Linked DNA regions of Homo sapiens: region 1 is linked to region 2. Evidence: read pairs that join two places in POLR2A ChIA-PET (ENCODE). Cell type or tissue: GM12878. All regions are shown on one strand. Each heading gives the region's core, and the rest is flanking DNA. Links, peaks and the distances in the headings are about the cores only.

What was found. Peaks named below come from ENCODE experiments on the same cell type or tissue, not always from the same donor. Only the 100,000 strongest peaks of a DNase experiment are listed, where the experiment ranks them.
Region 1: POLR2A ChIA-PET joins it to region 2 with 5 read pairs; 3 of 35 experiments call an interaction of 5 or more read pairs at or near these places.

What each region holds. Positions count from the first base shown.
Region 1 is chr13:28,034,292-28,042,626 of GRCh38, reverse strand. It overlaps FLT3 (fms related receptor tyrosine kinase 3), which reads left to right. Exons shown (of 24, transcript NM_004119.3): 10 at 5,339-5,442; 11 at 6,584-6,692; 12 at 6,954-7,132; 13 at 8,220-8,326. Among named protein-coding and RNA genes, the nearest start is that of URAD, 50 kb to the right of the region's middle. In GM12878, for the core only: no CTCF peak of the experiment used is centred there; DNase peaks (open chromatin) are centred at 5,048 and 7,286; H3K27ac peaks cover 648 bases.
Region 2 is chr13:28,163,082-28,171,416 of GRCh38, reverse strand. The region is part of intron 1 of PAN3 (poly(A) specific ribonuclease subunit PAN3); the gene reads right to left. Among named protein-coding and RNA genes, the nearest start is that of PAN3-AS1, 28 kb to the right of the region's middle. In GM12878, for the core only: no CTCF peak of the experiment used is centred there; no DNase peak of the experiment used is centred there.

The DNA of each region.
Region 1 (8,335 bases), core at 287-8,286, 130 kb after region 2:
CCTATAGGTGTATTACCTCATTTAACTCTCATAATCCCATTTTATGAAATGTGGAAATTGAGGCTAAATTACTTGCCCAATCACAGAAGGCAAAGCCAACACCCTTTATTCCTTCTTTTTCTGAAATTGCCTTAAAAAAACACATAATTCCACCTCCAGAGATAACATTGCAGACTTTTTCTATGTAAGCACCATGATAGAAACATACAATATGGATCTTTGTATAAACATGAAATAAGGTACCATTTGTAATCTGATTTTTCACTTAAAATATATCATGAGTATCTTTCTATATTAATAAGTATGTTGTTATATCTACCTTATTGCTGTAATGGCTGCATAGTATTCCACTTTTCAGAAATTTTTATTTTAACTAACTCCTGTTGATGGGCATCAACTTTACTTTTTTTTCTTTCTCTTTCTTTGACATTTTTATTTATTATTATTATTATTATTATTATTATTATTATTATTATTATTTCGGATGGAGGCTTGCCCTCTCACCCATGCTGGAGTGCAATGGTGCGATCTCGGCTCACTGCATCCTCCACCTCAAGCGATTCTCCTGCCTCAGCCTCCCGAATAGCTGGGATTACAGGCGTGTGCCACCGTGCCCAGCTAATTTTTTGTATCTTTAGTAGAGATGGAGTTTCACCATGTTGGCCAGGCTGATCTCGAACTCCTTACCTCAAGTGATCCTCCTCCTTTGGCCTCCCAAAGTGTTGGGATTGCAGGCGTGAGCCATCGTTCCCAGCCAAGAAACCCCTTTTCTTAGTTTTAATGAGAACGCATCTTCTTAGACACCGAGGTATTGTTTTACTGTAAACTCAAATGTCCTGACCTCCGTCTCCTGCCGGCTGGCCATTTGTAGAAAACCCCTAGGCGAAAGAGGAAGCTTTGCATCTCCCAATCAGCCTAATTAGTTAGTCCCCTTGGAATTCCCATGGGGTCAGGACACGGTTGTCATTGCAGTTGTCATTGTTTCCAGGGTTAACTGTCATAAGCATGAGGAAAGGCAGTTTAAAGCCATTGGATATTCAGTTTTGTGTTCCTGCTATTTATGTGACCAATTTCATACTTGGAGTTTGTTCAGAAGAGTGAAAAATGTTTCAAGTGCTATCTCTTCTAAACCATGGCAAACCACACTCTATTAAGACAGCACAAAAGACTGAGGAAGAAAAATGTTTACGAAACATTTTGCTTTGGTCTGCCTCATGATAAGTAATTGTACTGGTCATTTCTTTTTCCACTGAATTGACTGGTGTCTCTGACATGCTCTCTGGTGAGCCACACTGGCTTCATTACCTCCTCTCTTCTCCTTTTTCAGGGTCTTTGGCCATTGTCCAGAGAGAATTACACTTTCTCTCTTAGAAGCTCACGTCTTTCTTCTCTTGGGCCACTTCCACGCCAGCCTCTTCCACACTGCCTTCCTGAGGTCGGGCACTGGCATGGAGCTCTGTTTCCTCTTCTCCTCCCTAGGGTTGTAATCTGGCTTTCCCCCAATCTTTCTATTGTTTCCACTTCACCAGTGATTTCCTCCTTGTTGTCCAGAAATAGGTCAGGATAAGAAATTCCCCTTTTTGACTTCTTCAGCCTTCTTGTTAACAAAGCAAAAGAAGGTTAAACACCTTATTCAATGCTCAGCATTTTTTTTTTTTTTTTTGAGTCCGGGTCTTGCTCTGCTGCCTAGGCTGGAGTATAGTGGCTCCAGCAATTCCCCTACCTCGGCCTCCCAAGTAGCTGGGACCACAGGTGTGTGCCATCGCACCCAGCTAATTAAAAAAAAAAATTCTGTAGAGACAAGGTCTTGCCATGTTGCCCAGGCCGATCTCAAACTCCTGGGCTCAAGTATTGCACCCTCCTCGGCCTCTCAGAGTGCTGGGATTACAGATGTGAACCCCTGCACGCACCCAAAGGTCAACTTTTAACTGCCTGAAACTTTTGATAGGTCAGAGAGATGAATTCTCTTGTTCACAATACACAGTCAGAATTACCTTGGCTTACGAGTTCAGGGCACAGAACATTGGTGTCACACAAACGTGGGCTCAAAAGCTGCAATTACGCAGTGGCGTTTTGTGGATTTTTTTTGTAGAGATGGGATCTCAGTAGATTGCCAAGGCTGGTCTCAAACTTCTGGCCTCAAGCAGTCCACCCATCTCAGCCTCCCAAAGTGTTGGGATTACAGGTGTGTTTTGAGTCTTGGGGACCAACTGGGATTCTCTTCTCCCCTTTATCTTCTGTATCCAATCTAGCCCCTGCCATTTCTTTTTTTCTGGTGCCTCTAGGGTTTGCTCTTTTCTCTCCTTTCCCATTCTCCTCCATTAAACAACGCTCCCCTTGTCATGCTCCGAAACCTCAAATCTGAACTTTTACTTCTCCTATCACAGAAACTTCCCACACTCCAACTGCTTATTACCCCTCTACCTTCACCACCAAATTGTAAATTCTGTGAGAACAGAAACCCAATTTTTTGAATTTGCTGTTGTGTCCTCAATTTCCGTCACAAACAGGTTCTAACATTGACAGTTGAATGAAGGAATGAATGAACGAGTTCTTGGATTGCTACAACTGCCTTTAAACTTCCAGTAAACTTTTGCTGCCATCAGCAGGTGCATATAAAACACTCTTCATAGGCCAAGCCACCCTGACTCATACCTGTTATCCCAGCACTTTGGGAGGCCGAGGTGGGGAGGATGGCTTGAGGGCAGGAGTTTGAGACCAGCCTGGGCAACATAGTGAGACCCCATCTGTACAGAAAAATTACATAAAATAAAATTAAGGCTAGGTGCAGTGGCTCATGCCTGTAATCCCAGCACTTTTGGAGGCCAAGGAGAGAGGATCACATGAGGTCAGGAATTCAAGACGAGTCTGGCCAACATGGTGAACCCTGTCTCTATGAAAAATATAAAAATTAGCTGGCTGTGGTGGCGTGTGCCTGTAATCCCAGCTACTTGGGAGGCTGAGGCAGGAGAATTGCTTGAACCCAGGAGGCAGAGGTTGCAGTGAGCCAAGATCACGCCACTGAACTCCAGCCTGGGCGACAGAGTGAGACTCCATCTCAAAAAAAAAAAAAAAAAAGTTTTATTGCAATGCTCAGGGCAGTAAGCATTGTTGTAGAAAATAAGTAATTTGTATTTTTAAAATGCGTAATTCATCCCGGCACTTTGGGAGGCTGAGGTGGGTGGATCACTAGGTCAAGAGATCAAGATCATCCTGGCCAACATGGTGAAACCCCATCTCTACTAAAAATACAAAAAATTAGCCGGGCGTGGTGGCGGGCACCTGTAATCTCAGCTACTCAGGAGGCTGAGGCAGGAGAATCGCTTGAACCTGGGAGGCAGAGGTTGCAATAAGCCGAGATAGTGCCACTGCACTCCAACCTGGGTGACAGAGTGAGACTCCATATCAATAAATAAATAAAGTAAGTAAATACAATACTGTTCATGATATTCTGCTCCCATGAGAGGCTTGCCGTTCCTCCTCACTGCAGCCCTATGACTTCCCGTCTGGCGCCTTCAGTCGCTGCTTTGTCTCCTCCTTGGATGCCTTTTCTTTTGTCCTCTCATCAAAACCAACTCATCCGTGAGGCTCCAGCTCGAGCTCTACCTCCTCTATGAAGGCCCCGAACCTTTCCCACCGACACAGACCTCTGCCTTCTTTGATCATCTGCTGGACTTCAGTTTAATGCTTTAATGATTCCACTTGTATGGGTCCTGTCTATCCACCCGGTTTAGGTATCTTTGAAGATAGGAGCTACCTACTTTTTAGGTCTTTTGCATCCTCCACACTCCTCATCTAAAGCTGCGTCCACTCTGACTCACCTTCCTAACCTGCCAGGCAGGGTCTTTTTGTTTTTTAAACTTTAAGTAGGCTAGGCTGGGCGCAGTGGCTCATGCATGTAATCCCAGCGCTTTGGGAGTCTGAGGCAGGCAGATCACAAGGTCAGGAGATCGAGACCATCCTGGCTAACACGGTGAACCCCTGTCTCTACTAAAAAATATAAAAAATTAGCCGGGCGTGGTGGCAGGAGCCTGTAGTCCCAGCTACTCCGGAGGCTGAGGCAGGAGAGTGGTGGGAACCCGGGAGGCAGAGCTTGCAGTGAGCCGAGATAGCGCCACTGCACTCCAGCCTGGGAGACAGAGCGAGACTCTGTCTCAAGAAAAAAAAAAAAAAACTTTCAGTAGGCTATGTGGAGGTCGAGTTAGATATCTTCGGTACAAGCCTTAGATTTCTTTTTCTGTTTTAAGGGAATTTTTTTCTTTTTCTCCAATTTTGTTACTGTGAGTGCACGAAGGCATATTCAACAACTCATTGCTGCCCTGCCTCTCCTGCACCATCCAACATCTCACTGCAGTATCCAGCAACCCACAGGCCTGCTGGGCGTGGTGGACAGTCCCCAAGATCAGGTTATCTGTGTCAAAATATTGAGTGGTTGATGAGTGCTCCAAGTAGGCACTAGAGCCTGCTGAGAGCACTCAGAGGTTTCTGCACAAGCTCAGTGGATTTGAGCCCTCATCGTTGTTCATTGCTATGTAAGTCAAGGGTTGGTCATAGGTCCTGCCTTGGACTGTCATTTCAGGAAGCAGGGCAGCTACAGCAGCAGTCCCCAACGTTTTTGGCACCAAGGATCCATTTTGTGGAAGACAATTTTTCCATAGATTGGGGGTAGGGGGATGGTTTCGGGATGAAACTGTTCTATCTCAGATCATCGGGGATTAGATTCTCTTAAGGAACGCACAACCTAGATCCCTGGCGTGTGCAATTCACAGTGGGGTTTCCGCTCCTGTGGGAATCTAATCCCTCTGCTGATCTGACAGGAAGCGGTAAAGCTCTCTTGCCTGCTGCTCACTTCCTGCTGTGTGGCCCCTTTCCTAATAGGCCATGGACAGTTACCAGTCTAGAGGCTGGGGGGCTGGGGACCTCTGAACTACAGGCTTCTCCACCTGCACAAGTTCTGAGAAGTTAGACTATCCAGAGCAAGAGGGGCAGGAACTTCCTGGTCTCACTGAGAATCTTCGGCCAATCCCAACTCCCAATGGGCATATGACTCACATGGTGATCATCTTAAAATGCAGATTCTGAGTCAGTGATTTGGAAGGGACCTGAAATCTTGCAATTGTAACAAGCTCCCAGATGATACCAATGGCGATGTTGATGCTGCCTGTCTGTGGACCACACTTTGAGTAGCAAGGGTCTACAATATGGACATTTCCTTTTCCAGTGAACTTTAGCAAGTGAGGAGCATTTCAAGGAAGACACCTCCCATGCACACTGTCATTAGTTGCAGCATCTCCTGTAGCAATTGGGCTAAATCTGTCTTTAATTCTTTTTCAAACAGCATATCCAAGTTTTGCAATCATAAGCACCAGCCAGGAGAATATATATTCCATGCAGAAAATGATGATGCCCAATTTACCAAAATGTTCACGCTGAATATAAGAAGTAAGTTAAATTGCCGAGAATTTGATTTTTATTTTTTAATTCCTTAATTTTTTATTAGTCTTAACTAGGAAAAGTTAAGTAATGGCTTAGAAGGGCTACTACAAAACTGTTTTTGTACGCTGAAGTGTTTTGAAACTTTACTCTCATATCTACTGGCATTGATCATATATCTTTTTATTTTTTATGTTATTTTGTTCTGTTTCATTTTTAAGACCAGGTCTCACTCTACCACGCAGGCTGGGGTGCCATGGCACAATCATAGATCCCTGTAGCTTCAAACTCCTGGGCTCAAGTGATCCTCCTAAGCCTCCCGAGTAGCTGGGACTACAGGCACGCGCCACCATGCTCAGCTAATTTTAAAACCATTTTTGTAGAGAGGGGGCCTCCCTTTGTTGCCCAGGTTGGTCTCAAACTCCTGGCCTTAAGGGATCCTCATACCTTGGCCTCCCAAAGTGCTAGGATTACAGGCGAGAGCCACTGCACCTGGCCATATATCTCTTTCTGTGTGTATCATCAGAAGCTGAAAGACTTATTTCACATTGTCTCTGAATATGAATTAGTGTTATGACTTTATTGATTTTAGTATTTTGAAAGGTCATGTTAAGGAAAGGCTGAAAGTCATTTTATCTCTCATTTATTTGTTTTTAATAATTTTCATTTCTTTGGCTTATAAAACAATGAGAAGTCCAACTTCTCCTGAAGCTAAGAATCATTTTAAGGCATGCAAACAGGTGGAGGTCTGTACCTCAGCTCTCTCCAGGGAGAGGCTGGCAATGGAAAAATGGTGTGTAGCAGAGAGGTTGCATGGCAAGGAGGTTGCATGGCAAGGAGGAAAGAAGAAATTACCAGAGGTCTGGAGGCATCCTAAATGAGAAATCCTCCCAGAAGCACAAACTGCCCTGGAGTAAATGGGTAGCCTGTACTGTAGGCAACTTTGAAACTATTTCCAGAAAGTACCATACTCCAAGAGCTTATTTTATTTTATTATTTTCAGAGACAGGGTCTTGCTGTGTTGCCCAGGCTGGTCTTGAACTCCTTGGCCCAAGTGATCCTCCCACCTTGGCTTCACAAAGTATTGGTATTATAGGAGTGAACCACTATGCCCAGCCAGTGAGCTTATTTCACACGTTCTTTTCTATAGGGAAACCTCAAGTGCTCGCAGAAGCATCGGCAAGTCAGGCGTCCTGTTTCTCGGATGGATACCCATTACCATCTTGGACCTGGAAGAAGTGTTCAGACAAGTCTCCCAAGTAATAAGGACATTGATGCCTCTTATAATGGAAGAACATAAAACTCTCTGACCTATTGACTCTTTCATGAATACAGTTTAAGAGGAAATGATGAAATATTTAAAATGCTAACCTTCTCAATCAACCATAACTCTCAATAGTCATAGACTGTTTCTGATAACTTATACTGGATGAATCTCTTTTAGAACTCGCTGCAGAAATCCTAACTTCCAATCTGATGACAGCTCACCTGTCTAAATTCTTTGCTATTTTTTTTTTCAGCTGCACAGAAGAGATCACAGAAGGAGTCTGGAATAGAAAGGCTAACAGAAAAGTGTTTGGACAGTGGGTGTCGAGCAGTACTCTAAACATGAGTGAAGCCATAAAAGGGTTCCTGGTCAAGTGCTGTGCATACAATTCCCTTGGCACATCTTGTGAGACGATCCTTTTAAACTCTCCAGGTACAACAGTTGTTCTTGTGATATTCCACCATCAGGAATTCCCCACTAGAAGTTAGTCCCCATCGCTGACTTTTACTTGGGGAATTTTACAGGAGAGTATAGGGTCAGTGTGTGAGAAAAGGTTTCTTGAGTCAGGCAAGAATCCCCAGAGAGACTGTTTCACAGGTTGGGGCGGAGTCCTCCCTGTGCCCTTGTGACTCATGTGTCACAGTGACCGGGAGAAGCAGAAACTCCCAGTGTGGTGAATCTCCATGGAAAGATCTAACTCTAGAGAAACAGATTTTGTCACTTGGAGTCTCTGTCATTTTCCCTTTTGATTAGCCTCCTTATTTGCCCTCAGCTTGCTGTTTTATAATTTTTGGTTTGCTTTTTAGAGCCCTCCTAAGTTAAACAGTTGTGAAACCTGGCTGCCCACCCTAGTAGTTAGGATCACCAACCTCACAAAACTGACTTCTCCACTTTCATGTGCGACCTTCATAAAAGGGATATGAACTTCTTTTTTCTCTGACTTGTACATCCTGTAGGTTTAAATCCATGCATTTTTTTTTTTGAGATGGAGACTCGCTCTGTCACCCAGGCTGCAGTGCAGTGGCGTGATCTTGGCTCACCTCTGCCAGGGTTCAAGCGATTCTCCTGCCTCAGCCTCCCGAGCAGCTGGGATTACAGGCACCTGCCACCACGCCCAGCTAATTTTTGAATTTTTTTAGAGACGGGATTTCACTGTGTTGCCTGGGCTGGTGTCTAATTCTTGGACTCAAGTGATCCTCCCATCTTGGCCTCCCAAAGTGCTGGGACTACAGGCGTGAGCCATCGTGCCTGGACCAGATGTAATTCTTGTAAATTTACCCTAGTAAATGGTTTTAAAGAATGGATTGAGAATAATCCGCAATTTTCTAGGGAGGAAATGTATCCTTTACAGGGACATTGCCTGATTGTCTGTGGGGAGTAGAGTATATGTAGAGTGGTTGTTAGGACTGAAAATGATTATTACTGAAACAGGATGTGAGAGATTATAATGAGTTGTCCACTATTTATAATGTCACACAGGAATTCTGTTTCATCGCTGAGTGACACTCTTTTGTTGCAGGCCCCTTCCCTTTCATCCAAGACAACATCTCATTCTATGCAACAATTGGTGTTTGTCTCCTCTTCATTGTCGTTTTAACCCTGCTAATTTGTCACAAGTACAAAAAGGTAAAAGCA
Region 2 (8,335 bases), core at 332-8,331:
GGAGTCCGCACTAACTCCAAGTAGTGTCATAATTGAATTGTAGGACACCCATGTGGTAACCAGAGAATTGGAGAATTGGCTGGTGTGGGAAAAAAACTCCACACTTCTGGTGTCAAAAGTGTTGTGTGAGAGTGTAGTAGAAAACAGGAGCAAGTTTTGTTCCTTTCTAGTGTAATAACCATTTACAATGTGAAGTGAAAGGGGAACACATTTTTATTTGAGGGTAATGATGTGTGCTTACACATACACAGAAAAAAATGACTAAATATGTCAAAATGTTAACAATTTTGGGTCATGTGGTTGGTTAAAAGGAAGATGTTTGGCCAGGCATGGTGGCTCACACCTGTAATCCCAGCACTTTGGGAGGCCAAGGCGGGCGGATCGCCTGAGGTAGGGAGTTTGAGACCAGCCTGACCAACATGGAAAAACCTCATCTCTGCTAAAAATACAAAATTAGCCAGGCATGGTGGCGCATGCCTGTAGTCCCAGCTACTCGGGAGGCTGAGGCAGGAGAATCACTTGAACCTGGGAGGCAGAGGTTGTGGTGAGCCAAGATCGCACCATTACACTCCAGCCTGGGCAACAAGAGCAAAACTCCATTTCAAAAAAAAATGAAAAAATAAATAAAGACATTCGTCATTTATCTTATGACTTTCTTTACAATGTAGTTATTTTCACAGTAATGATGATGATGATGATGATGACAGAGCAATCCATAAGGGGAGAGGTTCCTCCATTCCTTAAGGCATCTACTCTTCACATTTTCCTAATAAAATAGAATGGTTACTCCAAAATAGAGTACAATTCTAGAGTAAAATTGTTTTCTAATATAGCATTTTGATTTTAAATGCTTTTCACTTCAAAGGCTTTTATTATGTTTATTAATTTCAAATCCAATTTTCTCTTTTCACATTTTGTACAAGCCAATAGAACAATTATTGAACATGCCAAGAATTCAAATATCTATGGTCAATGTCTTGTCTTAATAGAATTTTTAAGTTCCTCGAAAGCAAGGTCCACTGCACATAAGCAAAATGAAATACTGGTAAAATTAATGAATATTAAACTATTGTCAGAGGACAATAAAACCATCTTATAAAGTTCCCACCTTTTAATAACACCTTATCATTAAGAAATAGAATTTGTCCCAATAAACACACAAATTTCTGGTAGTTATTTTCACTATATTAACACTGGTATATATATTCCTTTCAGATACACAACTTTGATAGAAGACGACTTATGCTCCCTAGCAGAGGAAACACCTGACTGGACTTAACCAAAACAAGGGTAGGTGGCAAGGGAGTGCTGATATAGCCAGTAATCAATGGTTAAAATTATTATTATTATTATTGTATTATTATTATTTTGAGATGGAGTTTTGCTCTGTCGCCCAGGCTAGAGTGCAGTGGTGTGATCTCAGCTCACTGCAAACTCTGCCTCCCAGGTTCATGTGACTCTCCAGCCTCAGCCTCCCAAGTAGCTGGGATTACAGCTGCCCGTCACCACGCCCAGCTAATTTTTGTATTTTTAGTAAAGATGGGGTTTCACCATCTTGGCCAGGCTGGTCTCAAACTCCTGACCTCATGATCCACCCGCCTCAGCCTCCCAAAGTGCTGGGATTACAGGCGTGAGCCACTGTGCCCGGCCTAAAATTATTATTTTTTAAAGTAAACATTCCACACACGCATATACTTACGTTTGACTTTTCTTGTTTTGGAAGGGAGAAAAGAGGAATAGATACTTGGAGTGCAGTTAGGAAAAAATCACTAACCAATGATACGTTATTCCATCCTATACAGATCATAAATATATTAATTTTTTTTAATTACCAAGAACAGGCACATATCCAACCTACTTCACCAGGTGTTCAAAGAGAAAAATACAGCCGGGCGCGGTGGCTCATGCCTGTAATCCCAACACTTTGGGAGGCCGAGGTGGGCAGATTACCTGAGCTCAGTTCATCTGAGACCAGCCTGGCCAACATGGTGAAACCCTGTCTCTACTAAAAATACAAGCATTAGCCAGGCGTGGTGGTGGGCACCTGTAAGACCAGCTACTTGGGAGGCTGAGGCAAGAGAATCACTTGAACCCGGGAGGCAGAGGTTGCAGTGAGCCAAGATTGCGCCACTGCACTTCAGCCTGGGCAACAAGAGCGAGACTCCATCTCAAAAAAAAAAAAAAAAAAAAAAAAGCAAACAAAAAAAAAATGAGAAAATGCATGTAGAATACTTTTAAATTTAAATTACTTAAGTGTAAGATATGTGAGTGACCTTAATTACCAAGAATATATCATCAAGAATTTTTCAGTCCTTCAATCCTTTATTTTTGCAAGCTACTTTAAGTAAATCCTACACTGTTTCCATGGACTAATAGTTTGCAATTCACTTTTTTTTTTTTTGAGACGGAGTCTCGCTCTGTCGCCCAGGCTGGAGTAGTGGCGTGATCTCGGCTCACTGCAAGTTCAACCTCCCGGGTTCATGCCATTCTCCTGCCTCAGCCTCCAGAGTAGCTGAGACTACAGGTGCCTGCCACCACACCCAAGTAATTTTTTGTATTTTTAATAGAGACGGGGTTTCACCATGTTAGCCAGGATGGTCTCCATCTCCTGACCTCATGATCTGCCCGCCTCAGCCTCCCAAAGTGGTGGGATTACAGGCGTGAGCCACCACATCCAGCCACAATACACTTCTTTTTTTTAAGAGAGTCTCGCTCTGTTGCCCAGGCTGGAATGCAGTGGCACGATCTCAGCTCACTGCAACCTCCGCCTCCCGGGTTCAAGCAATTCTCCTGCCTCAGCCTCCCAAGTAACTGGGATTACAGGCATGTGCCACCATGCCTGGCTAATTTTTGTATTTTTAGTATAGACAAAGTTTCACCATGTTGGCCAGGCTGGTCTCAAACTCCTGGCCTCAAGTGATCCACTCGCCTCAGCCTTCCAAACTGCTGGGATTATAGGCATGAGCCACTGTGCCCAGGCTGCAATTCCCTTTTCCATAAAAGCTCTATTGCCATCTGTATTAAAGGTTTATTATTACTTCCCTAATCTGGAACCAAAAACGCTCCAGAATCTGAAACTTTTTGAGTGCCAATGATGCTCAAAGGAAATGCTCACTGGAAGATTTTCAATTTTTGATTTTCAGGTTAGGGATGCTCAGCGAGTAGGTATAATGCAAATAATTCCCAAATCCAAAAATATTTGAAATCCAAAACACTTCTTGCCCCAGGTATTTCAAATAAGGTATACTCAACCTGTAGAACTATTACATCTCTGTGTGCTATGGTCTCAATGTGTCTCCCAAAATTGATATATTGAAACTTAATCCACAATGTGATATTACTGAAGTGGGACCTTTAGAAGGTGATTAAGTCACAAGGACAGAGTCCTCATGAATGGCATTAGTGCCTGTATGTAGAAAAGAGGTGTAAGGTGAGGCAAACTTTCAAGGGATAAACTAGGATATTTGACAGGATAAATCACTAAGCAAAGTGTTGAGGATGCTATATTGCTTCTCTTAATTGCTTATAGTAATATGTGAGAAATGAATTAAAGATTTGTTTGTTTGTTTTGTTTTTTGAAGCAGGGTCTCAGTCACCCAGGCTGGAGTGCGGTGGCGCAATCTAAGCTCACTGCAACCTCGGACTCCCGGGTTCAAGGAATCCTCTCACCTCAGGCCCCCAAATAGGTGGGACTACAGGAATGAGCCACCACACCCAGCTAATTTTTTTTTTTTTTTTTTTTTGTAGAGACAGGGTTTCACCATATTGCCCAGCCTGGTCTTGAACTCTGGAGCCCGAGTGATCCACCTGCTTCAGCCTCCCAAAGTGCTAGGATTACAGGCATGAGCCACCTCACCTGGCCTAAAGATCAAATTTACAATCAAAAGGGAAGCAGGACTTAAAAATTTGGGAAATTCTCAGCCTGGCTAGGTTGTAAAGATTAAAAATGGGTATTGGGCCGGGCGCAATGGCTCACACCTATAATCCCAACACTTTAGGAGGCCGACGTGGGCAGATCACCTGAGGTCAGGAGTTTGAGACCAACCCGGCCAACATGGTTGAAACCCCATCTCTACTAAAAATACAAACATCAGCCAGGCAGAGGCTGAGGCAGGAGAATCACTTGAACCCAGGAGGTGGAGGTTGCAGCTAGCTGAGATTGTGCCACTGCACTCTAGCCTGGGCAACAGAGACTCTGTCTCAAAATAAAAAACGGGGGTGTGGTATTGGAAGAGAGTACCACAAGCATGATCAAGCGACCTTTTGATAAGGAGATTGACCAGCCTGGGCAACATAGCGAGGCCTCATCTCTAAAAAAAAAAAAAAAAAAAAAATTAAGATAAAAAATAAAATAAAAAGGTAAAGAGATTCATATAGATAAAAGGAAGCAACTGATATTCATCAAGACAATGGAAGAATGAACCCAAAGACATTTCAGATTGCTTCAAGGCTGCTACTCCCTACCACAGGCCCACAATGGCAGAGCCTTGAGCACAAAACTGTTTTCTAGGGAGAGGCCCAGTTGCCCAGGGTTGCCTCACATCTCTGCTCCCTTTATTCCCAAGCAAGACTCCCTGACTACCCCCACTGTGGCTCAAGTGCAGCCAGGTGCAGCTCAGGCCTCCACTCTGGAGGGCAAAAGTGGGCACAAGGGGTAAACCTTGGTGATGCCTACATGGTGCTAACTCTTCAGGAGTGCAGTACACTCAGAGGCATGGCTATCCCCACCTAGATTTCAAAGGATTCCTCAGAAAGCCTCAGGGGCTAGACAGAGAACTGCCAAAGGGGCAGGCTGCAGCAGAGAGCTTTTACCAGGGTTATGTCTAGTGAAGTTGTGAAGGCAAGACTGCCCCCAGAGACCTCAGAACTGTGCAGCCACCAGCATCCAACACCAGCCTAGGAGAGCCAGAGGCACCAGACTCCAACCTGTGAGAGTTGCATTAAGGGTTGCCCCAGATAAAGCCATAAGGGCGTGGTTCCCTGAAGCCTTCAGGACCCACCCCCAGTCCCAGTGTGTCCAGAAGGCAAGAAAAGGAGTTAAACAAGATTATTCTCAGGCATCCAGATTTAATGTTGTTTGCCTTGCTGGGTTTTGGGCTTTCTTGGGATCTGCTATCCCTTTCTTCTTTCCAATTTCTCCCTTTCTGAATGGAAGTATCTATCCTGTGTCTGTCCTACCATCGTATTTTAGAAAAGCGTAACTTGTCTGATTTCACAGGCTCATAGCTGGAGAGCAATTTGCCTTAGGATGAATACCTTGAGTCTCATCCATACCTAATTTAGATGAGACTCTGGACTTTGGACTTTTGAATTGGTGCTGGAAGACTTTTGAGACTACTGGGATAGAATTAATGTTTTTTGCATGTGACAAAGACAAGGATTTAAGGGATCGGGGCAGAATGCAATGGTCTGAATGTCCCCCCGACCCCCTGCAAAATTCATGTGTTGAAACTTATCAATGTGATAGTATTGAGAATTGGGGCCTTTAGATGGTGATTAAGTCATGAGGGTGGACCATGCCATGATGCTAATGGAATTAGCACCCTTATGAAGCACAAGGAAACTGTTAGACCCTTCCACCATGTGAGCAGGTGGCAACAAGGCACCATCTTGAAGCATAGACAGCAGCCCTCATCAGACACCAAACCAACCCACCTTGGTTGGACTTGATCTTGGACTTCCCAGCCTCCAGAACTCTGAGAAATAAATTTCTGTTCTATAAAAATTACCCAGTCTCCAATATTTTGTTAAGAGCTGCAGAAATGAACTAAGACACTATAGAATAATAAGAAATTGAACAATCATTATAGATATGAATCTACATCTGAATAACAACTGTGGCAAGGTTGATATTCTTTTTATTTTATGGTTAAGCAAACTGATTCAGAGATTATAGCTTGCCCAAAGTCACAACACTAGTAAATGGTACACGTGGGACATAAAAGTGATCTTGCTACTATACTAAACAGTCTTTCAAATTTTTAAAAGAAATGGGGCCAGGCATGGTGGCTCATGTCTGTAATCCCAGCACTTTGGGGGAGGCTAAGGTGGTATTATCACTTGAGCCCAGGAATCCAGGACCACCCTGAGCAACATAGCAAGACCCCCATCTCTACAAAAAAAAAAAAAAAAAGGATATATAAGTATAAATCAAGAGACAAAATTTCAAACTTTGGACCAAAGGATCCTATACCTAATGAATCAGAACTTCGGCTGGGCACATTAGCTCACGCCTGTAATCCCAGCACTTTGGGAGGCCAAGGCAGGAGGATCACAAGGTCAGGAGTTCGAGACCAGCCTGACCAACATGGTGAAACCCCGTCTCTACTAAAAATACAAAAATTAGCCAGACGTGGTGATACATGCCTGTAGTCCCAGCTACTCGGGAGGCTGAGGCAGGAGAATCACTTGAACCTGAGAGGCAGAGGTTGCAGTGAGCTGAGATCGCGCCACTGCGCTCCAGCCTGGCAACAGAGTGAGATTCGGTCTAAAAAAAAATAAGAACTTCTCCATCTGTCAGCAGTTACCCCATGACTATTAACAGATAAATGTACACAATTATAACCTACTTTTTAAAAAAATCCAATCCTGCAGCTTAATTTTCTTCTTCAGACTTAACCCCTCTTAATGAATTGAGTCTAATTCTCCAAAAACATCATACTAGAGCAGTGTTACTCAAAAGGTCATCTATGGTCAAGAAACTTGGAAAATTCTGGGGGAAAATGAGTAAAAACAAGTAAACCCATTTCTTTACTGTACAACTTCCCAGGATGTGTGTATACAATGTGAACTGTGATCATCCAAAAAGAAGTCAGAGTACTTCCCAAATTTACTTGAGTAGGGAACCCTTTCTACATGGAACATCTTCAGAGACTAGAGTTCCATCATAGAAGACATTTTCCAAAAAGTACCCAGCTACAAGTGCCAAGTAGGGCATTACAGAGAAGATGCTGGCGATGCTCACGCTAAAGGATGAAATCCAAACTTCTTAGTTTGACATTAGCATATCCTCAACAATTTGTTCTCAACTATCATGCTAATACTTCTAAAAGGTGCTGAGTTTGAGTCTTGGTTCTGCCATTTACTGGCCACAAAGTCTTGGGCAAAATGCTTATAAGATGCAGATTATGCCATGAATTATAAAATGAAAATCATACCATCTACCAAGAAAACTTCAATTAAGAGTTATGAAAAACAATATCTTAAAGTTATTTTAAAAAACTGTATAACTCTATACAGTTATTAAAAATAACTGAATTGTACTTATAATAGGTGAATTTAATAGCATGTAAATTACATTTCAATAAAGGTTTTGGTTTGGTTTTGTTTTTGAGACAGCTCTGTTGCCCAGGCTGGAGTGCAGTGCCACAATCTCAACTCACTGCAATCTCTGCCTCCCAGGCTGAGGAAATCCTCCCACCTCAGCCTCCCAAGTAGCTGGGACTACAGGCGCACACCACTATGCCTGGCCAATAAAACTTTTCGTTTAATTAGTAGAGGAAAAGGGGGATTATTCAGTAAATGGACTTAAGACAACTGAGTATCCATCTAGGGAAAAAACTGAATACCTTACACCAATATTTACAAAAGATTAAAGATCATGGCGTAAAGTAATAAAAGTATACATCTACTGTAAGATCTTTACAAGAATCATATAACGATTGAACTTTCTCCTCCAGTTACAATGATATACTCATTATATGCTTAAAATCTCCCACACTTTACCATCTGGAGTATAATCAATTTCTAATATACATACTCAAGACTCAGGTATGATGAGAAAGAAAAAATACTTGGAGTTACACATTGAGTTTGGGTCCTACTTGTGCCATTTACATACTATATGAGCATGAGCAAGTAACTGTAAATTTCATTTCTTCATCTGAAAAAAGAGGTTAAATACCATCTCACTCATAGGGTTGTGGTGTGGAATCAAATGAAATAATCTATGTAAAGTGCCTAGTATGTTTTCTAACAGGTCATCATAAACATTATTTTTTAATTTGCCCTTCTCTAGAAAGTATTCCCCAATTATTCCAAGCTGTTAAAACCTTTACCTCTTAAGATACTATTTATATCACTCATTTGAGAAAAAAAAACTTCCTTTTGACTTTTTATTGCTGTCTTCAACTACAGTATTTAAGCCTTTACATTTTCAGGTATTTCTGTACTATCTACTAATGTAAATTATCTTATCTTTGTTTTGTTTTGAATTTATTTTTTATTATTTTTTGTAGAGACAGGGTCTCATTATGTTGCTGGTCTCGAACTCCTGGGCTTAGGAAATTGAGGCTGCAGTGAGCTGTCATCATACCACTGCACTACAGCCTGGGTG